2 separate regions of the Homo sapiens genome follow, and region 2 is linked to region 1. A link is a loop called in an ENCODE intact Hi-C map of the cell type or tissue named here. Cell type or tissue: ovary. All regions are shown on one strand. Each heading gives the region's core, and the rest is flanking DNA. Links, peaks and the distances in the headings are about the cores only.

What was found. Peaks named below come from ENCODE experiments on the same cell type or tissue, not always from the same donor. Only the 100,000 strongest peaks of a DNase experiment are listed, where the experiment ranks them.
Region 2: a loop joins it to region 1, with 5 times the contacts of the local background. A loop is called at or near these places in 87 of 110 quality-filtered maps.

What each region holds. Positions count from the first base shown.
Region 1 is chr5:62,454,373-62,466,420 of GRCh38, reverse strand. All of the region lies in intron 5 of IPO11 (importin 11), which reads right to left. Among named protein-coding and RNA genes, the nearest start is that of IPO11, 48 kb to the right of the region's middle. In ovary, for the core only: a CTCF peak has its summit at 5,745 (motif pointing left); no DNase peak of the experiment used is centred there; H3K27ac peaks cover 1,008 bases.
Region 2 is chr5:62,773,410-62,785,457 of GRCh38, reverse strand. It overlaps the pseudogene ISCA1P1. Among named protein-coding and RNA genes, the nearest start is that of LRRC70, 200 kb to the right of the region's middle. In ovary, for the core only: a CTCF peak has its summit at 6,320 (motif pointing right); no DNase peak of the experiment used is centred there.

The sequences.
Region 1 (12,048 bases), core at 2,524-10,523:
CTTTTTCTTACTCAAGATATAAGCATCTCATGTTGACTAATTAAATGCTATTTATAGAACAGGCATCAGAAACCAGAGCTGCAATCCTGTTAAAATCATGTTTCTATGAAAAAATCAAATTTCCATTTGTTAGTTTAAGTATTTTTAATGTGCCATTAAAACGGCTTCACCATATCCCCCAGGGCAACTTTGCATGTATCCACACAGAACACACAAGCTTAGCAAAGGCTTGAACCTCAGTTAATCTGAGTCTTGGCAAAACATCCTGTGATCCTCCCAGAACACAAGAGGATAGAAGGCTTGTAAGAAACTTACAAGACCATCTCCTACTCGTCTCTTTATCTGCACCATTAGGCTATCATGAGACAGTTTCTCATCACCTCTCAGGTTCTGAAGAGGTATAAGGTTTTCTGCCCTACTCCCCTTAAAACACACCGCAGAATATAAAACTACTGAGCTATATGGTCTAGAATTGGCTTCTCAGCAATTAGGCATCCCACAAGTCACATTAGAGTCATCTATCTCCTATTGTTTCTGTGCCATTCTTTCTGGTGTATGAGACAAGGCCCACAGGAAGCTGGCACCTGTAGGTGCTTCCTTTCTCTATCCAAATTAAATAATGAACTGCCTGAATCTAAAAGTGGTTCACTGTATCTTTACAAACTAAATCAGTCAGGGATGCCTTGGCCCTTCCTCATCTTGTGTGTATACTTCACAACAGGTACAATGACTACTCATTAAGCTACTTTAGCATATTCTCAAGTATATATGCAATATTTCAAAGAGTAAAATCAAACTGTTGAATACTAATGTTTTATTACAGCCAAAATACTTTAGTGATCATTCTCTCAATTCATAGTGTTACAACACAAACCACTGTATCATAAAAAGAGTTTGAAAGTGACATTTTCCCATGAAGTAGTATTATAGCAGAGAAGCAAACATTCACTCTGATAGAAGGGAAATAATATTTAAAAAGTGGGAAAAAAGCTTTATTTCAACAAACTTGCATGCTTTACTTATAACTTCAGTAAACCATAAAATGAATTCGTATTTTTCTTAGTAAGTCCTTTTGGAAAATAAAAGACTGAAATACATATCCAGAATTGAAAAAATATCTATCATCCTAAATTTTATTGTACTTACTGTGTAATATACAACACCCTAAGCTTTCCCAACACATACATCATTAAAATATTTTGTCAGAAGAAAGTGAAAGAATACGAACAGAAGGATTTAGACGCAGAAGAGGTAAGAATTCTACAAAACACCTAAAATTAAATTTTAAACTACAGTAAAATTTCTTATTGTAGCAAATATTTCAACTCCCCAAAAATGAAATCTATAGCCTTGGCTATAATTTGTAGATCCGTTTTGTACTGTGTCTTTTTGTAAGAAAACAAAAACTCAAAGGGTGCCATATCCAAATTTCAAATAAGACCAAAAAACTATTATACTTTAAACCGATATCTTGCTTACAACAAAACGACATTTTGAGTAATTTTATAGCTTTTCTTTGCATCTCCTTAAAACTACCTGTTAACATTAATGTCTGTATAGATTAAAATTGTTTAAAAGGACTTTATATTGAAATTTTTTGTGTCGCCATTATCTGAAGTCACTTGAACTCATTTAAAAGGTATGCTCAGACCAGGCGCGATGGCTCATGCCTGTAATGTCAGTGCTTTGGGAGGCAGAGGCAGATGATCACCTGGGGTCAGGAGACCAGCCTGTGCAACATGGCGAAACACGGTCTCTATAAAAAGTACAAAAAAAATTAACCAGGCATGGTGGGGTGCGCCTATACTTCCAGCTACTTGGGGAGCTATGGCGGGAGGATGCCAGGATGCCTTGAGCCCAGGAAGGGAGGCTGCAGTGAGCCGAGATCACACCACTGCACTCCAATCTGGGTGACAAAGTGAGACCCTGCCTCAAAAACAAACAAAAAAAAACGAAGAAAACAACAACAATAAAAAATAACCAGCTGGGCACAGTGGCTCACACCTGTAATCCCAGCACTTTGGGAGGCCAAGGCAGGAGGATCACAAGGTCAAAAGATCGAGACCATCCTGGCCAACATCGTGAAACACTGTCTCTACTAAAAACACAAAAATTAGTTGGGCATGGTGGTACACGTCTGTAGTCCCAGCTACTCGGGAGGCTGAGGCGGGAGAATCCGGGAGGCAGAAGTTGCAGAGAGCAGAGATCTCGCCACTGCACTCCAGCCTGGCGACAGAGCAAGACTGCATCTCAAAAAAAAAAAAAAAAAAAAAAAAACCACCAAAAACAAACACATAGACCAGATGCGGTGGCTCACGCCTGTAATCCCAGCACTCTGGGGGACCGAGGCAGGTGGATCACCTGAGGTCAGGAGTTCGAGACCAGCCTGGCCAACACAGCGAAACGCCGTCTCTATTACAAATACAAAAATTAGCTGGGCGTGGTGGCACGTGCCTGTAATCCCAGCTACTCGGGAAGCTAAGGCAGGAGAAATGCTTGAACCCAGGAGGTGGAGGTTGCACTGAGCTGAGATCACCCCACTGCTCTCCAGCCTGCGTAACAGAGCGAGACTCTGTCATTAAAAAAAAAAAAAAATACAGAAGTAAAAGGTATGTTCAGTATATCAGTATATATTATCTTCTATGCTCTAATGTCTCTTAATACAATAACTAACAATTAACTGCACTGTATAAAAGAGATAAACATTTTTGGTATAACTAAGTTCTGTTTAAACTTTTTTTTTTTTTTGAGACAAAGAGTCTCACTCTGTTGCCCAGGCTAGAGTGCAGTGGCGCAATCACGGCTCACTGCAGCCTCAATCTCCTGGGCTCAAGCAATCCCCTCACCTCAACCTCCTGAGTAGCTGGGACTACAGGGATGCACCACACCAGGTTAATTTATATATTTATTTTTATTTTTTGTAGAGATAGGATCTCACTGTGTTGCCCAGCCTGGTCTCAAACTCCTGGGCTCAAGTGATCCTCCTGCCTCAGCCTCCCAAAGTGCTGGGATTACAGGCATAAGCTACCATGCCTGGCCCTGTTTAAACCTTTTGATATCAAAATATAAAGTACACCCTGGGCATGGTATCTCACAACTGTAATCCTAGCACTTTGGGAGGCTAAGGCAAGAGGATCACTTGAGGTAAGGAGTTGAAGACCCACCTAGGCAACAAAGTGAGACCCTTTTTCTACAAAATGTTTCTTAACAAATTAGCTGGACATGGTGGCACATGCCTGTAATCTCGGCTACTTGCAAGGCTGAGGTGGGAGGATCATTTGAACCCAGGAGTTCAGGGCTGCAGTGAGCTATGATCACACCACAGCACTCCAGCCAGGACAAGAGTGAGACACTGTCTCTAAAAATAAATTGAATGTTTTTCTTATATATACACATATATTCATATACATATAAGTAATATATGTGTGTAAATTAGAACTAGTCCCATTCACTAGTCGTAAGAGCCATAGACCTTTTATCTAATTCTCAATACCCCCCACTACCACTACATGCCAGACTCACTGAAAAAAAAAAAAGGATGGTGACAGTAACTATCCCCTAGTTCCTCAATTAAAAGTAAGATTAAGCTTGAAAAAGAAAAAAAAAAGAGTCAGCCAAATAAAACAGGCACAGGCTCAAGAAAGAAAACATTAAGGGAGAATTTGCCACCCTACATAACCACATATTTTGAAATTGTGTCAGATTTTTCTGAAGTATTTTATAGTGGCCGGGCATAGTGGCTCATGCCTGTAATCCCAGCTACTCAGGAGGCTGAGACAGGAGGATTGCTTGAGCCCAGGAGCTTGAGGTTGCAGTGAGCTATGAGTGTACCATTGAACTCTAGCTTGGGAGACAAAACCCTGTCTGTAAAAAATAAAAACAGTATTTTTTTTAATAATGGTAGCAAAGGGGCAAAACTGTTCTTTTTTTTTTTTCAGGCATTGCTTCTGTTACCAGAATATCTCTTTGCAGAATTCTACCACTTGCATACACACAATGCAAATCACAGTAGACATATTCAACATAAAATCCTCCCCACTCACCTACAAAACAAAGAATAAAAAGTACCAAAGAACATCTCTGAATACTATACCAAAGGTTGTTACTGTGACAAGACTGAATAAAAGGAAGCATTTAAACATGGTGGACTCAAAGTCATTAAAAAAAAATTCTATTCTGTTCCATAAAATCATCTCCTTTTCTATTTATCATTTGACTCTAAAAATGTGTTAGAAAGTTCAGTAATTCAGTAATTCCACTCTATTTCACCTTAAGCAACTTTCAATTTTGAAATTTTCATCTCTACTTCTCACAAAAATAAGTAAGATTTATAGATATTAATGGCAAAGTTAGATCTCGATCTATTAATTAATTCTTCCCTCTTTCTGTCCCTAGAAAGTAATACTTAATATGAGAGAACTACAGGCTAAAATATCTCAAATCTGAAAACCCGAAGTATTTGCTTCAAAATCCTTAACTTTGAGTACCAGCACGATGCTCAAGGGAAATGCTCACTAGAGTGTTTCAATTTTCAGATTTTCACATTTGAGATGTTCAACGTAAGTATAATGTAAATATTACAAAATCTGAAAAAAATCTGAAACATTTCTGTTCCCAAGCATTGCAGATAAGAAGTACTTAACCTGTACTTTAAGGACTACAGATACGAAAAGCACATAAGATGCCTGGCACACAGCAGGTATTGCTAAATGAAGGCATATAGCATTTGAGACAGAAATTTAAAAAGAAACAATAGTATGGAAATTTAAAAACAAAAACCTAATAGTCAAGGACATCAGGCATCTCTTAAAGTTCTAATTCAAGACTCTCTAGCTAGCCTACGAAAGGTCTCTACACAAATGGCTGGAATGAAGAAGCAACGGCACTATCTTTCGACAAACAGCCTCTCCTTAACCAAACTTTAGTGAGGCTTTTCTGAATCTTTGTCCTAACTAGGCTTCTACTTTTGGACTTCCAAAATGTCTGTTCTTTGCGTCACCCAATTTTAGCAAGAAATCTTGCTATGTTGGTTTAGCCAGAATCCCCTATCCTTGACATTGATATCATCAATATCTCATCAGGTTGCTTTCGGCAAGAATCCTATTAGGTCAGTTTGGCCAGGAACCCCCTCTCATCCCTGATGATTCTTTTTAGTAATTTTCCATCCTCTCAACCCCCCATCCCCCCAACCTCCCACCCTTTCCATCCCTGCTCCTTGGCAATAAATTCCCACTTTTCCTTGTATTCAGAGTTGAGCACAATTTCTCTCCCCTACTGCAAAACCCCACTGCAGTAGTCCCATCTGAATAAAGTCTGTCTTATCATCCTTTACAAGTGTTTGAAAAGTTTTTCTTTAACACCTTTCAGCCCTTTACCTTTCAGTAAAAGCAGGGAGAGAGATAAAGAAAGAAGAAACAACAGGAATAAAGAAGAAACCACAGGAAGTAACCATTGCCAACTAATATATTCACAAGCCCTGTATACCTCCTATCTGCTCCAGAAAACACCAACTGATACATGCTTACAGAAGGCTCAGCTGGAAAAGAGTAAGTAATAAAGCAACCAAGTAGGAGAAATAAAAATATTTTTTTCTACATGTGATTCTAAAAATGTGGAGGGGGGAAGGAATATTCAGTGAGACAATATGCAAATAAACTGTTTAATGAAACATGTTAGGTACTAGTTCATGAAACCCCCAAATACTTAACATTTTCTATTTCTAAACCAGAAGAAACAGTGCCACCTACTGACTGTTTAGTGGCTGTAACTGAGAAGCCCAAAGCCTTGACTCCAAAGTATCAAAAGCTAACCATTACACACTAAGTATTTTAGCATTTCAAATATTCTTAAACTTTTTTAGCCTCAGAATTGTTGTCTTCATAATTTTCCCTTAAGAAACATTAGCACCAAAAAAGTTTTACATCAAAGTTCATGTATTAAATAATTCATCACGAATACTGAGACAAAAAATATTCGCTATAGATGCCCAAATCTGCTTAGCCTGAACCTAATCAGCAAGGTATATTAATCAACAAATGTAGGAGGCAGAGCATCCTACAAGACAACTAATCTAGTTTTTTTTTAACAAGTCAATGGCATTTTTAAGGGGGAGAGGGAGGAAGTCAATACTATTCAAAATTAAAAGATTTGTAAGACATGTCAAATGCACCTTATTCATTTTTCTGGCTCAAGCCACTTGTAAAAATGTGTTTGAGAACAATCTAGAAAACTGGATAAAAGTATTAAATGATATTAAATTACTTTTTACTTCTTCAGGATGATAAAAGTTAAATACTTAAAAAATAAATCTATCTTTTCACAGATAAATGTTGAAGAATTTAGTTAAAAAAATATTTAAATTCCTTTAAAATAGCTCAAAAAAAGTCAGAAAGCAAAAACAGCAAAATGTTGACTATTAGATCTAGGTAATAGTTACATGGCAGTTAATATTTTTCTTTACTTTTCCATGTTTTTAAAATGTATTTTCAATTTTAAAAACACCTGTATTCTTAACAATAACTAAAAAGGTTATTTTAGTAATAATCCGTTTTTTTGTTAATAAGGCTTAAGTAGGCCAGGTGAGGTGGCTCAGGCCTGTAATCCCAGCACTTTGGGAGGCCAAGGCTGGCAGACCATAAGCTCAGGAGTTCGTGACCAGCCTGGCCAATATGGTGAAACCCCTGCCTCTACTAAAAATACAAAATTAACCAGGCATGGTGGCACACGCCTGTAGTCCCAGCTACTTGGGAGGCTGAGGCAGAAGAACTGCTTGAACCCGGGAGGCAGAGATTGCAGTGAACCAAGATTGCACCACTGCACTCCAGCCTGGGTAACAGAGCAAGACTCCGTCTCAAAAAAAAAAAGGCTTAAGTATAAATTCGCTTCCACTTACCTATGACATAAATATATATTAAATTACCAAAATGTATCAAGCCAGAAGCTTTAGTAGGTACAAGATCTATCTCAAAAGCAATTTCCAGCCAAACTGCTGATGTCTCTCAACTAATATTTATTTATTTATTTATTTATTTTTGAGACAGAGTCTCAAAAATGTCAATGAAGGAATGTCAATGAAGGACATTCCTAAAGACCTATAGCATTTGTTACTTACATGCTTTTTAAAGTAAAATCTAATTTTCATTTTGTTTTCAAACCTGCCAGTGATATAGCTCAGGCCCAGGAGGGACACTGTGGCCCATCTTTCAGTTCCCTAAGTCTCTTATCCTAGCAACAGCCTTACGCCTCTCTTCAGCCACTTAATGCCTACACACTGTTCTCATGTATCCAAAATATCAACTCAGTAAGGAGGAGGAACAAAAAAAAAAGAGTAAAACTACTCTACTCCCTGGGTGGGCCCTTACCTTTCCACAGCTCTATCTCAGGCATCCCGTGAAGTGATTGCATAGAGTAAGAATCCAAATATTTGTCAGATAAATAGATGGATGGGTAAGGTATAAATCAGCACTGTTTCAAAAGCAACTTTTAGATACTTGGGGGATAGTTTTGGAATTTTCATTCTTATTCCAGGCCCTTAACTAGGACTCAGACAAGAGGCTTTATGAATCAATACAGGAAGAGTACGCACCATGCTATATTCAAAATCTCTTCTGTTCAGCGCACAGCTCTTTTCTTTTGAACCAAGTCTGTCACCTTGAGTCTCCTCCACTAAAGTAACTTCCCACCAAAAAGTTCTTTTTCACCTTGATACTAATATAAGCCTAGACACACACATGCACAGGCTCAAATCCCCACAGGTTCACAGCACAAATGACCCTTTAAGAGAGTCACTCTTTAAATAATGCACTTAAAAAGCCAATATAGGCGGGGCGCAGTGGCTCATGCCTGTAATCCTAACACTTCGGGAGGTCAAGGCGGGCAGATCATTTGAGGTCAGAAGTTTGAGACCAGCCTGGCCAATGTGGCAAAACCCTGTCCCTACTAAAAGTACAAAAATTAGCCGGGCATAGCGGCATGCACCTGTAATCCCAGCTACTCAGGAGGCTGAGGCAGGACAATCACTTAAACCTGGCAGGTAGAAGTTGCAGTGAGCTGAGATTGCACCACTGCACTCCAGCCTGGGTGACACAGCAAGACTCAATCCCCAGGGGGAAAAAAAGCCACTATAAAATTACACAGAGCAAGAGATAAGAAACAGAATCAACATGGCATTTAATGTACAATTAAAATCAACAAAACAAAAGTGAAAATAAGATCTATTAAACCTATTTGATGACTTGCTCACAAAGGCATTTATCTTTTTTTTTTTTTTTTTTTGAGACAGAGTCTCGCTCTGTCGCCCAGGCTGGAGTGCAGTGGCGCGATCTCAGCTCACTGCAAGCTCCGCCTCCCCGATTCACGCCATTCTCCTGCCTCAGCCTCCCGAGTAGCTGGGACTACAGGCGCCCACCACCACGCCCAGCTAATTTTTGTATTTTTAGTAGAGACAGGGTTTCACCGTGTTAGCCAGGATGGTCTCGATCTCCTGACCTCGTGATCCGCCCTCCTCGGCCTCCCAAAGGGCTGGGATTACAGGCGTGAGCCACCGCGCCCGGCCGGCATTTATCTTTTAAATAAATTTTACAGCACTGTAAATATCTTACAGGCTGGAGCTACACCATGGAAGTGGCGCCTTGGCATTCTCAAATTTAGCATTCATAATTTCAATTATTTGGAAATTTCCCCTAAGGACCACATCATGAAGTCTTAAGCTGACAAGGAGTAAGTCTGCAAGTCTCTGCTATGAGGGTGAGTGATCTATCTTACACTAACCAACCCATCTCAAAGCAGCTATGCAGTTCTCCTTTGTGTAGAAAATATAGTAATTCATCACGATGACCTTCTGAAGTATTGTAACTTGACTTCACCTTGCCACACAGCATTCTTTTACCCTTACCATCCAAATAATTCATGTGTTGTTTAGCAGAAACACTATTATTATTATGTTTTAGACACATGGTCTAACTCAGTCTTCAAGGCTAGTACAATCATATATCACTACAGCCTCAAACTCCTAGGCTTAAGTGATCCTGCCGCCTCAGCCTCCCAAGTAACCAGAATGACATACATACACCACCATGCCTAATTTTTTTATTTTTTGTAGAGGTAGGATCTCACTATGTTGCCTAGACTAGTCTCAAACTCCTGGCCCCAAGGATCCTCCCACCTCAGCTTTCCAAAGTGCTGGGATTACAGGCATGAGTCACCATGCCCAGCCTAATGAGAACATTATTCATCATAAACCTTTCAGCTTTTAAAATTCAGCTAAGTTTTAGCCATGACCATAATAACAATGCAATATAGTTTTGTTTTCTTCCATGGCAGATATTTTCCCCCCCACCCCAGAGACAGAGTCTTGCTCTGTTGCCCAGGCTACAGTGCAGTGGCGTGATCTCGGCTCACTGCAACCTCCGCCTCCCAGGTTGAAGCAATTGTCCTGCCTCAGGCTCCCGAGTAGGTGGGATTACAGGCACCCGGCTAATTTTTGTATTTTTAGTACAGACGGGGTTTCACCATGTTGGCCAGGCTGGTCTTGAACTCCTGACCTCATGATCCACCCGCCTCAGCCTCCTAAAGTGCCAGGATTACAGGCGTGAGCCACCGCACCCGGCCCCACATCAGATTTTAATAGCTTACTAAATAGGGGGGTTGCGTTCTTCCACATGAACTGTCAAGAGACTACTAATTCTGTCTTCTGTCTCCCACAATATTGTACATATCTCTTGTACACAGTCAGCATTCAATAACTGTTGAGTGACTGTTAAGACAGAAGTAAAAATTTAAGATTAATCCCTAATATCCAGGCCGGGCATCGTCGTACGTGCCTGTGGTCCCAGCTACTTGGGAGGCTGAGGTGAGAGGATTGCTTGAGCCTAGGAGGTCAAGGTTGTAGACACCTATGTTTGTGCCACTGCACTATGCAGCATATACTTTTGTGTGTTACACATCGTGATTTGGGGACATTATTTACTTTAACATACTTCCAACTTCATTACAATTGCTCCCTGTACCTTAAATTTCCTTATTTTTAGTGACTTTGGATTTTAACAGTGGTTAATGTCCATTTTATTATATTTAGGTTTATATGTAAAGGCATACTGTTTTACAGAAAATGAATTCCTGGCCGAGCATGGTGGCTCACGCCTGTGATCCCAGCATTATGGGAGAGTGGATCACCTGAGGTCAGGAGTTGGAGACCAGCCTGGCCAACATGGCAAAACCCCATCTCTACCAAAAACACAAAAATTAGCCAGGCATGGTGACGTGCACCTGTAAACCCAGCTACTAGGAGGTGCTGAACCTGGGAGGTGGAGGTTACAGTGAGCCAAGGTCGTGCACCTGCACTCCAGTCTGGGCAACAAAGCGAGACCCCTTCTCAAAAAAAAGAAAATGAATTCCTGGCCAGGCACAGTGGTACACGCCTGTAATCCCAGCACTTTGGGAGGCTGAGACAGGTGGATCGCTTGAGGCTAGGAGTTTGAGGCCAACCTGGGCAACATGACGAAACCCTATCTCTACTAAAAATACAAAAATTAGCTGGGCATGGTGGCGCATGTCTGTAATCCTAGCTACTCAGGAGGCTAAGGAACAAGAATTGCTTGAAGCTAGGAAGCAAAGGTTGTAGTGAGCCAAGACAGCACCTCTCTCTCTCTCAAAAAAAAAAAAGAATTCCTTTTTGTGTCAAATCAAGCTCAATTTTGTTACTGCAAAACAATTTGCTCTCAACTGCTGATTTCGTAATTTGTCACCCCTCAAAAGAACTTATTTTAACACAGAGGAGGAAAGGTTATAACAATTGTTGAGGCACACTGAGCCGCAGGTAGCAATTTTAAGTGTACCCTGTGCACTACACTTTGCTATAGCAACCAGCTCAACCATGAGCTTAATATTTTTTTCTTCTTTTGAGACACTCTCTCTCTGTCGTCTAGGCTGGAGTATAGTGGCGCAATCTCGGTTCACTGCAGCCTCCGCCTCCTGGGTTCAACTGATTCTCCTGCCTCAGCCTCCTGAGTAGCTGGGATTACAGGCGTGCGCCACCATGCCCAGCTAATTTTTTTTGTATTTTTAGTACAGACAGGGTTTCACCATGTTGCCCAGGCTGGTCTCGAACTCCCAACCTCAGGTGATCTGCCCACCACGGCCTCCCAGTGCTGGGACTACAGGCGTGAGCCCAGCCCTTACATTTTTTTATGTAGGAAACTAATTTGGTACTTGAGGACCATCTTTGCATCTTCCTTTATTATTAAAAGGAAGATTTTCCATGCTTCAGATTACCAAAATAATAGGCACAGCTGTATTAACCAGCAAAATTGCTCTTTATAATGATGTCTTCCCACAAATGCTACCTTCAATTAACTACACATCTTGTACCTCAACCGCATTAGACAGGATACCCTTCCTAGTCCCTACTTTAGTCCCTATCTCCAGGTTCAGCTGCTCCATTCCAAAATAAAAAGTGCTAATCTGAATTTTTTCCAGGTATCTCTAGCTCTGACTAATCTCTCAAAAATCCTGCTTTTGGAAGTTTTGCCCTATATCACTCTGAAATCCAGCAGGCATCTAATAAGAATAAGTCTCCTGTTCTATTGTTCATTCACTTAACAGTTATTGAGCATCAATCATTATGTGTACTCTTTCAGACCATGCAGTAGGATGACAGCAATAAAAGCTACACTGTAGTGAATCTGAGAAAAATAAGTCGACAATTACAAGTCAGCACAATGTGGTAACTACTACACTGAAAGTAACTACAAGATGCTAATTAAGCATATACTTCTTTCTATATGGAGAAGAACTAGCCTCATACTACAAAAAAAAACAAGCAAGAAGCTAACTCACACAAGCTATCCAGCTTAAGGCCCTGATTATCTGTACAATCTGTGGAGATTGCCTCGACTAAATATAAAGTATACCTGTAAGGCAACATATTAGAGAGTGAACTTTGATAAAGTTGAAATAGGAATTAAAACTTCTATAGACTGGTAGCCTTTAATAACAGTTAACTGTAACCAAGAATCTTCTAGACAATTGATTTTGAGACTCTCCCCAACA
Region 2 (12,048 bases), core at 2,372-10,371, 320 kb before region 1:
AAGGAGTCTCACTCCGTCGCCCAGGCTGGAGTGCAGTGGCGCGATCTCAGCTCAATGCAAGCTCCGCCTCCCGGGTTCAGGCCATTCTCCCACCCCAGCCTCCGGAGCAGCTGGGACTACAGGCGCCCGCCACCACGCCTGGCTAATTTTTTGTATTTTCAGTAGAGACGGGGTTTCATCGTGCTAGCCAGGATGGTCTCCATCTTCTGACCTCGTGATCCGCCCACCTCGGCCTCCCAAAGTGCTGGGATTACAGACGTAAGCCACCGTGCCCGGCCAATTTTCTCATCTTTAAAGTATAACTGATAGGTATATTACACATGGTTTAACGGATTAAATGAGATAATGTGGGATGACTGTGAAGTATTAGCACAGTGCCTGGCAAATAATAAGTGCTCAGTAAATAATAGGTTTTAATTCTAGAGTTTCTGAACCTTCTTCATTACATGCTTTTGCCACCTTTTCATCATATCTCCAAAGATGAAAAATGTTCAAACCATTACATTGATACAGTAAAAGAATCTCTTGGTCAAAAGCACATGTTAATCTAGATGGAATTTTATTAGACACTCAGAGAAGGTCTGAATTTCTTTACAATAGAGAAAAACCTAAGTCTAATGCTTATGTATTTGTGCAGCGGAGCATGTGGCGTATAACAGTAACATAGTCACTTTGTGCCGAGTTTGGTTAAAATTCAAAAACCTTAAAAACTAACATAAAATACACATGAGATTGCATCTGGGAAAATTGAATCAAATTAGTTTTCAACTTTCTGTGCTTGCAGGGACAGGAAACTGAATAAATAAAATCCATAGATCACACAAACAAAAGGAAATCTAGTTTAAAACAAGTTAGACCTCTTCTAACAACAGATGCTGGAGAGGATATGGAGAAATAGGAATGCTTTTACACTGTTGGCGGGAACGTAAATTAATTCGGCCTTTATGGAAGACAGTGTGGTGATTCCTCAAGGATCTAGAGCCAAAAATACCATTTGACCCAGCAATCTCATTACTGGGTATATACCCAAAGGAATATAAATCATTCCACTATAAAGACACATGTACACGTATGTTTACTGCAGCACGATTCCCAATAGCAAAGGCTTGGAACCAACCCAAATGCCCATCAGTGATAGACTGGATAAAGAAAATGTGGCACATATATACAGTGGAATACTATGCAGTCATAAAAAAGGATGAGTTCGTGTCCTTTGTAGGGACATGGATGAAGGTAGAAACCATCATTCTCAGCAAACTAACACAGGAACAGAAAACCAAACACCACATGTTCTCGCTCGTAAGTGAGAGTCGAACAATGAGAACACATGGACACAGGGAGGGGAATATCACACACTGGCGCCTGTCGGGGGGTGGGGGGCTAGGGGAGGGATAGCATTAGGAGAAATACCTAATATAGATGACAGGTTGATGGGTACAGCAAACTACCATGGCAGGCGTATACCTATGTAACAAACCTGCATGTTCTGCACATGTACCCCAGAACTTAAAGAATAACAATAACAACAACAAAAAAAGTTCACCCTCTTCTAAAGTCTTCTGTCTCGGAAGATTGCAAATGTTACTCATTTCAGTTTCATTTGCAACAGTTTCAGTTGATTTTCAGTTTCATTGCAAATGTTACTGATTGCAGCTGAAAATGAAATCTCCCAAGAAGAGGAAAGAAATGAAGGAAGCAAAGAAATAATAATAAAGATACTAAACAAAGTTCAACTAACTACTGGAGAGTGGGCAATGCCACGGAGCTCAGTGGTCAGCCCCTAATTATAAGGAAGTCTCCCTCATTTCAGATAGTTCTGGAAGAAGAAGGCAGTCCCAGAATAGCCCACATTAAGCAGCCCGGAAACCCACAGGCTCCCCAGCTTTGCTCAGACTTCCTGGCTTCAGGAAAAGAACCATCTATAGCCCGAGTAAGTGATGCTGGCCTTACCCCACCCACTCACTCCTCCTTCACATGTACCTCCAAAAAAGTAAAAAGCAAGCCCATGTCACAACTAGCAGTCATGAACTGAATCCACCTAATAGATGGGTTTTGTTTGGCTTGCAGAGTTTAAAAGGGAAAAAAAAATTTGGTTGCCAACACTTAGAATGGAGAGATTCCACACAAAATCCAGATCTCTGGCTCCTCTTAAAATTTTAGAATATTTTGCAACACCAGGCCAGCATGCCCAGTGGGAATAGGTAAGGGAACCCTTTTTTAAATGGAGTGTACACTCTCCAATTTGCCATTGTCCCCACCACTCCTTGTTCTGACACCCAGCCCACCACACTCATTGACATTAGCTGTCTGGCACTGGTCGATATTTGAGTGCCCAGAGCCCACTGGTCATTAAGAACAGCAAGCCAGATGTGCCAAATGTCAATAGCAACCAATATGTCTATTAACTAAAACCAAAAACATAATAGCAGAGAATCTGATCATTTAATGGAAAAAAAAAAACCTGGGCTGGCTATTAAAATATATGTTTCTTTCCTAGGACCACAACTGTGTGAAATTAGGCAAGTTAACTAATCTTTCCTAAATTTCAGTGTCCTCAAGTACGAAGTGGGGATAATAATACCAATGTCATAGCATATGTTATGGAAGATAATGTATGTTATTTTAAAGTCCTTTATAAAGTAGAATAAGTTAAATATAGATTATGATACTGAATTACTCTAAGCAATAGTTGACACAAGAATAAATGAAAGTTGTACCATAGATGTTTAATGTTACCACACACACAGAAATAAAATCTAATTCATTGACCTGCTGATGATTTCATGTTATTCTCCATACTTTGTAAATTCAAAATGTATGCACTTAAATGCTAGAGCCACAATTTAAAATTCTTTGTTAGCAAGAGAAAGAAAACTTAAAAAAGGAAAAAATAATGCCTTTGTACCTCATTATTCTTAGGATTAATTAGAATTTGGGTCATAGATTCAGGTTTTCTAAAAGTTAATGGTATATCAGAGGAGCGTAACTGAGGATTTGGAGTAGGCACAGATCATTCACTGTACATCTGCCTAGAACTTCATTAAGCAATATCTGGATCTGATTGTACCCATAAAATTTCTGTGCCCAAATGAATTTCAAATTAAGCTTCCTAAAGGAACGAGAGTCTATTAAATCCCTTCCTCCTGGAACTGCGGGCAGTATTTAGGAGATGAGATGACACTGACGGAGCACCTTATATCAGGCTCCCTTAATAAACCAAATAATTTCAAACCTTGGGACACAAATAACATTAGCAGAGGCAAGGCGATGGCCAGAACGGGAAGCTGAAATTCTGAAACAAGCAAAATTTTTCACAATTTCCCTTCATCAGGCCAACAGTCACAGTGCTAGACAAAGGGAATTTGTCTTAATAAGTGATGCGTGAACTGCCTCAATCTTGGTGCCTGCTCCACAGAAAGCCACTGTGAACCTCCAAGAAACTACGATGTCGTCCAATGCTGCCCCCAACAAATGATAGGGACCTTGACCTGGGCATACTCTGCCCACCTCCCTCAAAATCAAAGAAGAAGTGATCTTCTTTGAGAATATGAACTAGAAAATACCCAAGATAAAAGGTATTACTTTATCTTTCTCATAGCATTTAACTGCAAAAAAAAAAAAAAAAAGGGGATTTGTATGCATGTCTATCTCTTCTAGCTGTAGGGCCCAGTGCTAGTGTATAGTGAGCACCCGATTCATATTTCTTAAGTTGTGCTAAATTGTCTTCATTCTCCATTTTCTGACTTAGCAGCACAAACGACCTAAAAACCTCCAAGCACTTTATTTATCTGGGACCTCCTCTTTTGGGCCATAGAGTGAATTATGGTACTGTGCTCACCACGACTCGGCAAAATGATAAAACTTTGAAATATAAGACTTACATCAGGCCGGGCGCGGTGGCTCACGCCTGTAATCCCAGCACTTTGGGAGGCCGAGGCGGGCGGATCACAAGGTCAGGAGATCGAGACCATCCTGGCTAACACGGTGAAACCCCGTCTCTACTAAAAACACAAAAAATTAGACGGGCGTGGTGGTGGGCGCTGTAGTCCCAGCTACGCGGGAGGCTGAGGCCGGAGAATGGCGTGAACCCGGGAGGTGGGGCTTGCAGTGAGCCGAGATCGCGCCACTGCACCCCAGCCTGGGCGACAGAGCAAGACTCCGTCTCAAAAAAAAAAAAAAAAAAAAAGACTTACGTCAAACTGTGCACAGTGGAATATCTCCTGGATTCTGTAAAGGCAGATTGATAATGCAATCATGGTACACCACCACTGATACTGCTCAGCCCTTAAAATTCAGGCTAGGAATGGGAGGAGTGGGATTCCCCAGCTCCGCTCCGCTCCTGCGCTCCCATCGCTTCACCGCTAGGAAGCAGCCTAGCCAGCATTCCCACAGGGTTGGAGCTGGAACTGCACACTGGAGAGTTAAACAGACCAAGCATTCAGTTTCTGCCTCAGGCACTCACTGACAGGGCAAATACAGAAACTTCAATTCCTCGTGTCTTGGTTTTGTCATCTGTAAAATGGGATAACAGCTCTTACCATAGGACCCCTGCAAAGAGTAAATGTATATAAAGGGCTTGGCACCCAGCCTGGCACACAGTAGTGGTGTAATAGATGCCACAACCCTCGTGTAGGGAGAAGAGACGTACAGTGACCCCGAGTGAGCTTGAAGATGACGCTGTGATCAAGCTTGGAGTGGGCTTCCAGGCACACTGGTGTCACCCCGGGCTCTGGGGCCCAAGGCAACACTTCTCAAGCCTTTCTATTGGAACACCACTAACTGTAAAGAGCGGTGAATGTATGCCCTGGGGCCTGTTGGAAGCTTCCAAATTCATTCTTGTTTTGTGGTAAACCTCCATGTCTTTTTAATTTGCTCCCAAGCAAATTTGTCTTGGTTTTAATGTCAAAACAATACGGCCTCCTCCTACATCTCTGAGAAATATGAACCTTTAGGGAGGCGTGCTATAATCATATGGTGACTTTGCTGACCCGTCGGCACCTTCCCCACACGCCTGAGGATACATGTGCCTCAATGTGCTACCACGTGGGACTGCCCTTCCATTAGCATAAGTAAGAGTGTGGGTCCACCTTTGGATATTGTAGCGTCTCATGATTTTTTTTTTATTTTTATTTATTTTTTTTGAGACGGAGTTTCGCTCTTTTTGCCCAGGCTAGAGTGTAATGGCACGATCTCGGCTAACTGTAACCTCCACCTCCCCAGTTCAAGTGATTCTCCTGCTTCAACCTCCCAAGCAGCTGGGATTACAGGCGTGTGCCACCATGCTTAGCTAATTTCATATTTTTAGTAGACGGGATTTCACCATGTTGGTCAGACTGGTCTCAAACTCCTGACCTCAGGTGATCTGCCCACCTCGGCCTCCCAAAGTGCTGGGATTACAAGCATCAGCCACCGCGCCCAGCCAGCATCTCATGATTAATAAATAAAATGCCAAGGCCCTGAAAAACTTTTGGAGAAAATGATTTTCTCCAAATCACAATGTGGGAGGAGATAGGCTAAACAGGGACCAGCTCTCTGAGCACAGCCTACTTTCATCTCTGGTCATAAACATCATAAAAACAGAACACAACACATTCGTGAACAAAGTTAGACCAACCATAATGCCAAAGTGATCTTAACAGAATCACAAATGTCATAGGCACCCTAAGGGAATGTCGTAAGGCATCCCTTAATGTCATAACATTTGAGAGAAGTGCCTGCTGTTTACCAAATACAGGTGAATAAATAAAGGAAATAAATAAATAAATAAATGTGCATCAGTGGCTCAGTTTGGGAATAAGGATGAAGAATTTGCATTCGAAATCCTCATAAAAGTCACATTAACCAAAGTTATGTTTCCATAAGACATAGTATTTGCAGATTGGGTCATCTGTACTGACCCTATGTGGCTGTTTCTGACCAAAAACATGCAGATTCCGACTAGTTCATAGCCCTTAGACAGGAGTAGCTATTGGTAAACATTGTAACAGCTGTAGGGAAATTAGACTTTCTTAATACTTAATATACAGAATGACAATACTACATGTACATATTTTGAAAAAAGAATATATACACTTACAGTGAGACAGTTTCAAACTATTTCGCTGATGAGAGGTACAATGTAAGTTATAAAATAATATCTAAACTCAAATAAGCACTAATATTAAAAGATAACTACTCTTTTACTTTTTAACTAAAATATTCAGGTGATTCTTAAATCGAACTTTAAATGATGTCCATGATATGTAAATCTTAAAAAAAAACAAATGGTATTTTCGTGTCTTGCCACAGTAGAGATGATCAGATACTTACCTCTAGGGGGAGCTCAAGGCTTTGTCTCTACTTAACGTTTTCTGTTTTCCCGGTGTTGCATGACAGAGCCCTTGGGATCTCTCCACTTGGGAAAAGATGCTCCACCCCATCCCTCTCATCCCCTTAAAAAGTTGCAAAAATTTGGGGTGGGAGGAGATGCTCAGGAGAAAAAGAGACTCTGGGAAAACTAATGGGCCAATCTCAGCCCACTAAGTGGTTATTTTTCTCTTTGGGGATAAAGCCTAACCATTATAAACCCAGTGTTTGCCTGGAGGATCCCCTTAGCAAATCCCTCAAACTACCAGTGGCAGCAGTATGAAACTGTGGACATTCATGCCCCATCATCCTTGGCTTCTTAGGATTACTGACTAGCACTCTTAGCACTTGTGGCTATATAAATACCGCTTTAATTTATACCAGCATTTCTCAAAATGGACTTTCAAAGAACACCAGTTTGACTGTAAGTTAGCAAATTTTATGTAAATAAAGGGTTGTCTGTCACAGAAGTTTAGAAAACACTGGGTTAAACTAAGTTCAAAAGTTTTCCTTTGTGCAGGACTTTTCATAGTCTGTAATGCATGATGACTCTCCAAAAGAAGGGACAAGTAGGAAGTGTTTCTCAAGTCTATATGACCACAGGTCTCTCTTTTAAGAGCTTCCTCTTAGGCCTGTTAGAACACTCCCTCAGACATTTTGCTCACGATTGCTGAGGTCGTGGTTAAGAAAAGAAGCACAGATTTGTTTTTTGTTTTTTGTTTTTTTAAACAACTCAGCCAAGTATATTTCAAACAAAAAGGGAGAGTTTGGTCTGAATTATCTGGATATCTGCTTCAATTAGCCATTCTAATTTACATGTACAATGAAAGCCTTGGAGTCCCACCTCCCTGCCATCACCTAATATTGTCTATGATAGGGAACTCATTAGGCCAACAGCATACAAAAATTTGGATTTATACTCAAAAAATGACTATTTACATCACAAAATGAGATTCGCCATAAAACTCCTTAAATCACAGATTCTCCCACCACATTTAAAAAATGATGCTACAAAATAACCATTAAGTTTACCCACTTACACATACTCAGCAAAACTCCTGGCTCACAGAGAGACACAATTGCATGTGGCATTGCACAGTGACCACTGCATTAAATACACACAGATGTAAACCCCTTCTTTTTAAAAGTTTTTCATGTAAGCTTTTTTCAGTAGGACACAAATTTTTTTTTATTATTCTGCCTCACTGTTTTTCTACCACATCTAGGCAAGTACAATCTGCATAAAAAATTGCTAGTCATGCCATTTTGCTACCCAGGTAAGGTATGTTAAGGCCATGTTGCTACTACTAGTCACCGTCTTCATGAGATGGGGTAGCTGGGTGGTGAATACAGTGGTCCTGGGGGAGGTGGATCAGGATCACGGACAGGCCTTTTTAAACTCTAGTTCTTAGGCAACTGCCGTCAGATTCTGCCCTCAGGTGAGAGCCACTGCTCCATGGTGTTCAAATGACAGAAAAAAAGTTGTATCCCAAAGAAATATTAGAGCAGGAAAATTATTACAAATCAGAAATATAGGACTACAGTTTCCAAAGTGAAGTTACATACTCCAGAAAATTTTAAAATAATAGAATTTCTGTTCATACTTTTATCTCAAAAATTAGAAATTAGACTTTCTTAGTATTTAATATACAGAATAACAATACTATATGTATATGATTTGAAGAAAAAAGGAATATGCACACATTTTAGAGAGAGACATTGTCAAACTATTTTGCTAATGAGAGGCACAATTTAAAAGTTGGGAAACCAATGCGCCCGCCGTGTCCGTGGAGAGAGGCTGAGGCAGCCAACCTCCGGCCCCAGGCACCGGGGCGCCGGGACGGCGAAAATGTCGCCTTCCTTAGTCCGGGCAACTGCCCGGGCTGTGAGCAAGAGGAAGCTGCAGCCCACCCGGGCAGCCCTCACCCTGACACCTTCAGCAGTAAACAAGATAAAACAACTTCTTAAAGATAAGCCTGAGCATGTAGGTGTAAAAGTTGGTGTCCGAACCAGGGGCTGTAATGGCCTTTCTTATACTCTAGAATATACAAAGACAAAAGGAGATTCTGATGAAGAAGTTATTCAAGATGGAGTCAGAGTATTCATCGAAAAGAAAGCACAGCTAACACTTTTAGGAACAGAAATGGACTATGTTGAAGACAAATTATCCAGTGAGTTTGTGTTCAATAACCCAAACATCAAAGGGACTTGTGGCTGTGGAGAAAGCTTTAATATTCGAAATCTCAGGACTCTTCTGGCCGTAGGTTCCAGGAAAGCTCGTGGAAGCTTTGGGGCTCACTGCAGAAATCATGTGACTGTCACGTGCTGGAAAATAAAGTGATACATCTTGAAAATGAAGCCAGTGTGTTGGATTCCGGAAGAAATGATATTTGTATTCTCTGTAGGGGACAAAATGAGAAGTCATCACTCTTTTTGGATCATTTAGATCTCTTGCATCCTTTGTTTTAGAACCAGTTTCATTAAAGTTGCCTTCCTGGACACCTGTTTATCCCTTTCCTGAACTGTGTGCACTCCTTAGATCGCTATTGAATGGCTTGAGCTTCCCTCAGCATTTCTCCCAACCAGATCGGCGACTCCTAAAATCCGAGACAGGACGTCCTGACTGCTGGTAGTAATATGGTGGTGCATTGTTTTTTCCACCCGAACTTAACATAGCCTTTTTATACATTTTTATGAAAAATTTCATTGTCAGCTGCCTCATTGTATACCCTTTAATAGTACCAGGCAAAGATTTTCTTCAACTATAGTACAGATTAGTTCTGAGTGATGGTATCAAAAGGTGAGAAAGACGTCATCCACCTGTTTTTTAATCCATTTCTTTTGCCACCCTATATGTCTGTTCAGAGATGGGATCTCAAGCTGACTTTGATTCTTTTAGTTGAGGAGTCTCTTAAAGCCATCTAGCCCACCTCCCTCAATTCCCTATGTGAGGAAACAAAACCCCAGGGAAGCCAAAGGGCTCCTCTCCACCCTGACTCTACAGGCCGGGGGAGAGTAGGGACTCTACCCCTCTCTCCCCTTCCTTGTAGGTGACACATGCTCTGCCCTCTGAGGCAGTCAGCGAAGGCAAATGGTCTGACTGCTTTATGTGGTCAACATTTTAATAGAATTTCTTTATAATTTGATACAGGTTATATTATTTTTATTTTATTTTGAGTGGGAAGAATTTTAAAACCTTTTTATGTGAATTACCTCTTGTTTCTTTCACCTTTGAAACAGTGGTTTGTAGGAGAGATGACATTGTAGCAACCCAGAATTCTGCTTTTGGAATGTGGTCCTCACTGTGCAGGAGAACATGGGGATCTTTTGTTAAAATTCCCAGTGTGCATACACTTTCTGGTTCCTCGGTCCAGTTGCTAAAGTTCTTAGTATTTTAGCCTAACATATTTATCACCAACTTTTCTTTAAAAGTGTTCCTTTTGTCACTTAGTTACTGATTTTCCTGGGTTTGACATATTAAGTATTCTATGAGATGATATATATGCTTTTTTTGAAAGCTGATTCTCATGAATTCAAGTAGCTGAGTTCCTTTATGTTTAGTTTATTCACTAAAGTAGCTGGCACAAAACACACCAAAACCTAGAGCAATAGCTTTATGCAAATGCTCATGAGTTTGTATCAATAATATGATTGTTGGATCCACTTATAATTCATGCAATACTGTATGTATGTAGAGATTGAGTTGTCAATTTAAAAAAATGTGTCCTCTTTGTGATTAAAAAAAAAAGTTGGGAAACAATGATATAGAGAAAATTATGCCTCTGCAAGCATATTTCAGGTTAATTAGACAATAACTTAGACAGATGTGAGCCTGCAATCCAATAATGGTCTCCCATTGTCAAACAAATGTCAAGATAAAACTAAACTTATTTCTGAAATGGTTCCATGTTATTATAAGAACAAATTTCACATTTTATTAACACTGTCACTTGAGTAGCAAATAACAAATTTTGAAACTTGGATAGCAAATAGAGAAGGAAAAAAAATTAAAATTAGGCTTTTAAAACCATTGGGTTCATGATCTGGGTTCTCTGCTCAAAAATATCAGCAACTTGTAAATTTTGGGCAGTATTTTTGAATCAACAAATATTAATCAAGAGCTGACTCAACATATTCACTTTTTAAATTTAAAAAGCAACCTGAATATATTTGTTATTTTTGAGTGGGAATGAAGCTTGCAAAGCTTATACGCATATTCAATTGAATTTATTACCAATTAAAAGATGTAAATAATTAATTTGAGTAAAACGTTTGAGTCTTCTTCCAAGACTATAGGGCAGTGTTTACTCATTGCAGAATCTTCCAAGTTTACTCAAACTGTTGGCACAGTTACCTTGAAAAAAATTTTTCCATAAGATAAGTTTTATTTTCCTTGGGAGGGTAAAGTCAAAAGAAAAATTCAGACTTCCAAGATTATATAAAAGTAGAATGAGTTAATATAAATATGTTCCAATAGTCACATGCCTTTCAGATATAAAGAAACACACATGTTCACATAAAAGACTGATATAATAACTATATACAAAATATTTTTGCCTTTCTGTTAAAACATACTTGTCAACTGGTAACATTCGTAGTATACTTTTGGAGATAAATTGAAGGCCTAGAGATTTGTCAATACCTTCACAGTCCATAACATGTTCTAATTCTAGGAAAATCTTATAAGGACTAAGTTCTTATAAGAGCATTTTGTATTATTAATTATTATAGAATTCCACTCCCCTTCACTCTAATGTTGTTACTTATTACAAAAAATAATCAGAGCCATTTAATCATATTATGGAAAATGATCTCTGCTTTTTCCTTATATTCACCTAAAAGGCCCTGCCATAAGCGTAAGATCAGGGTCTGAATCTTCCATAGTAGAAGTAATAACAAAAGAACCTCAATAAAGGATTATACCAGGTACCCTGGTCTATTAATACTACAGGGGAGTAATCCCCAGGCACCATTAACATCAGCACCATGAAGAGTCTCCTGTGACTGAATGATGATTTCTAGGACTCTTCAGCCTGAGTATTGAAGATGACTTCCACCCAGTACTTTGAAAACAAACCTCTCCAGAGGCAGAAACCACTGATTACCATGTGCTGCATTGCATTGTTTTGTTCCTGCTGGATTAAGGTTATAAATTAATTGTTAGTAGACATCTCCATTTTTAATCATGGTAATCTCAAGAACTTTACCCCTAACAAACCACTGGGTTAAGGACTAATTACTCAGGTATTGGCAAAGTCAAACAATCTATATCAAAATTAAAGGGACATCTAAATCAGTTACGGGCATGTTTCAAACTGTAGTAATAATCCTTGTCCTAGTTTTGCCTATCTGGCAGGTGCCAGGTATATGTCTCCAGAGTCTGAAATGCTGCGGTATAGTCACTGGCATACCAGATGATGCAACAGGTCATTCTGCAACTAAAGAAACATGAGGGACTAACTCTAGTTCAACTGCAGATGACATTCTCTGAGCAATCTTCTAATCAACAGACTCCAGACAATAGTGCAGATCTGATAGATCATGTCCCAGAGACAATGGTCTCTCCTTCAGTTTAGACTGAAGAATGACCAGAAGATGGTAACCGAGAATTGAAACAGAACTCACAGCTTGCAAAACTGGACCAAATTGTGGCATCAAGAAAACAGTCTAAGCTCAGATTCTTTAATGGCAACTTGCTCGGGC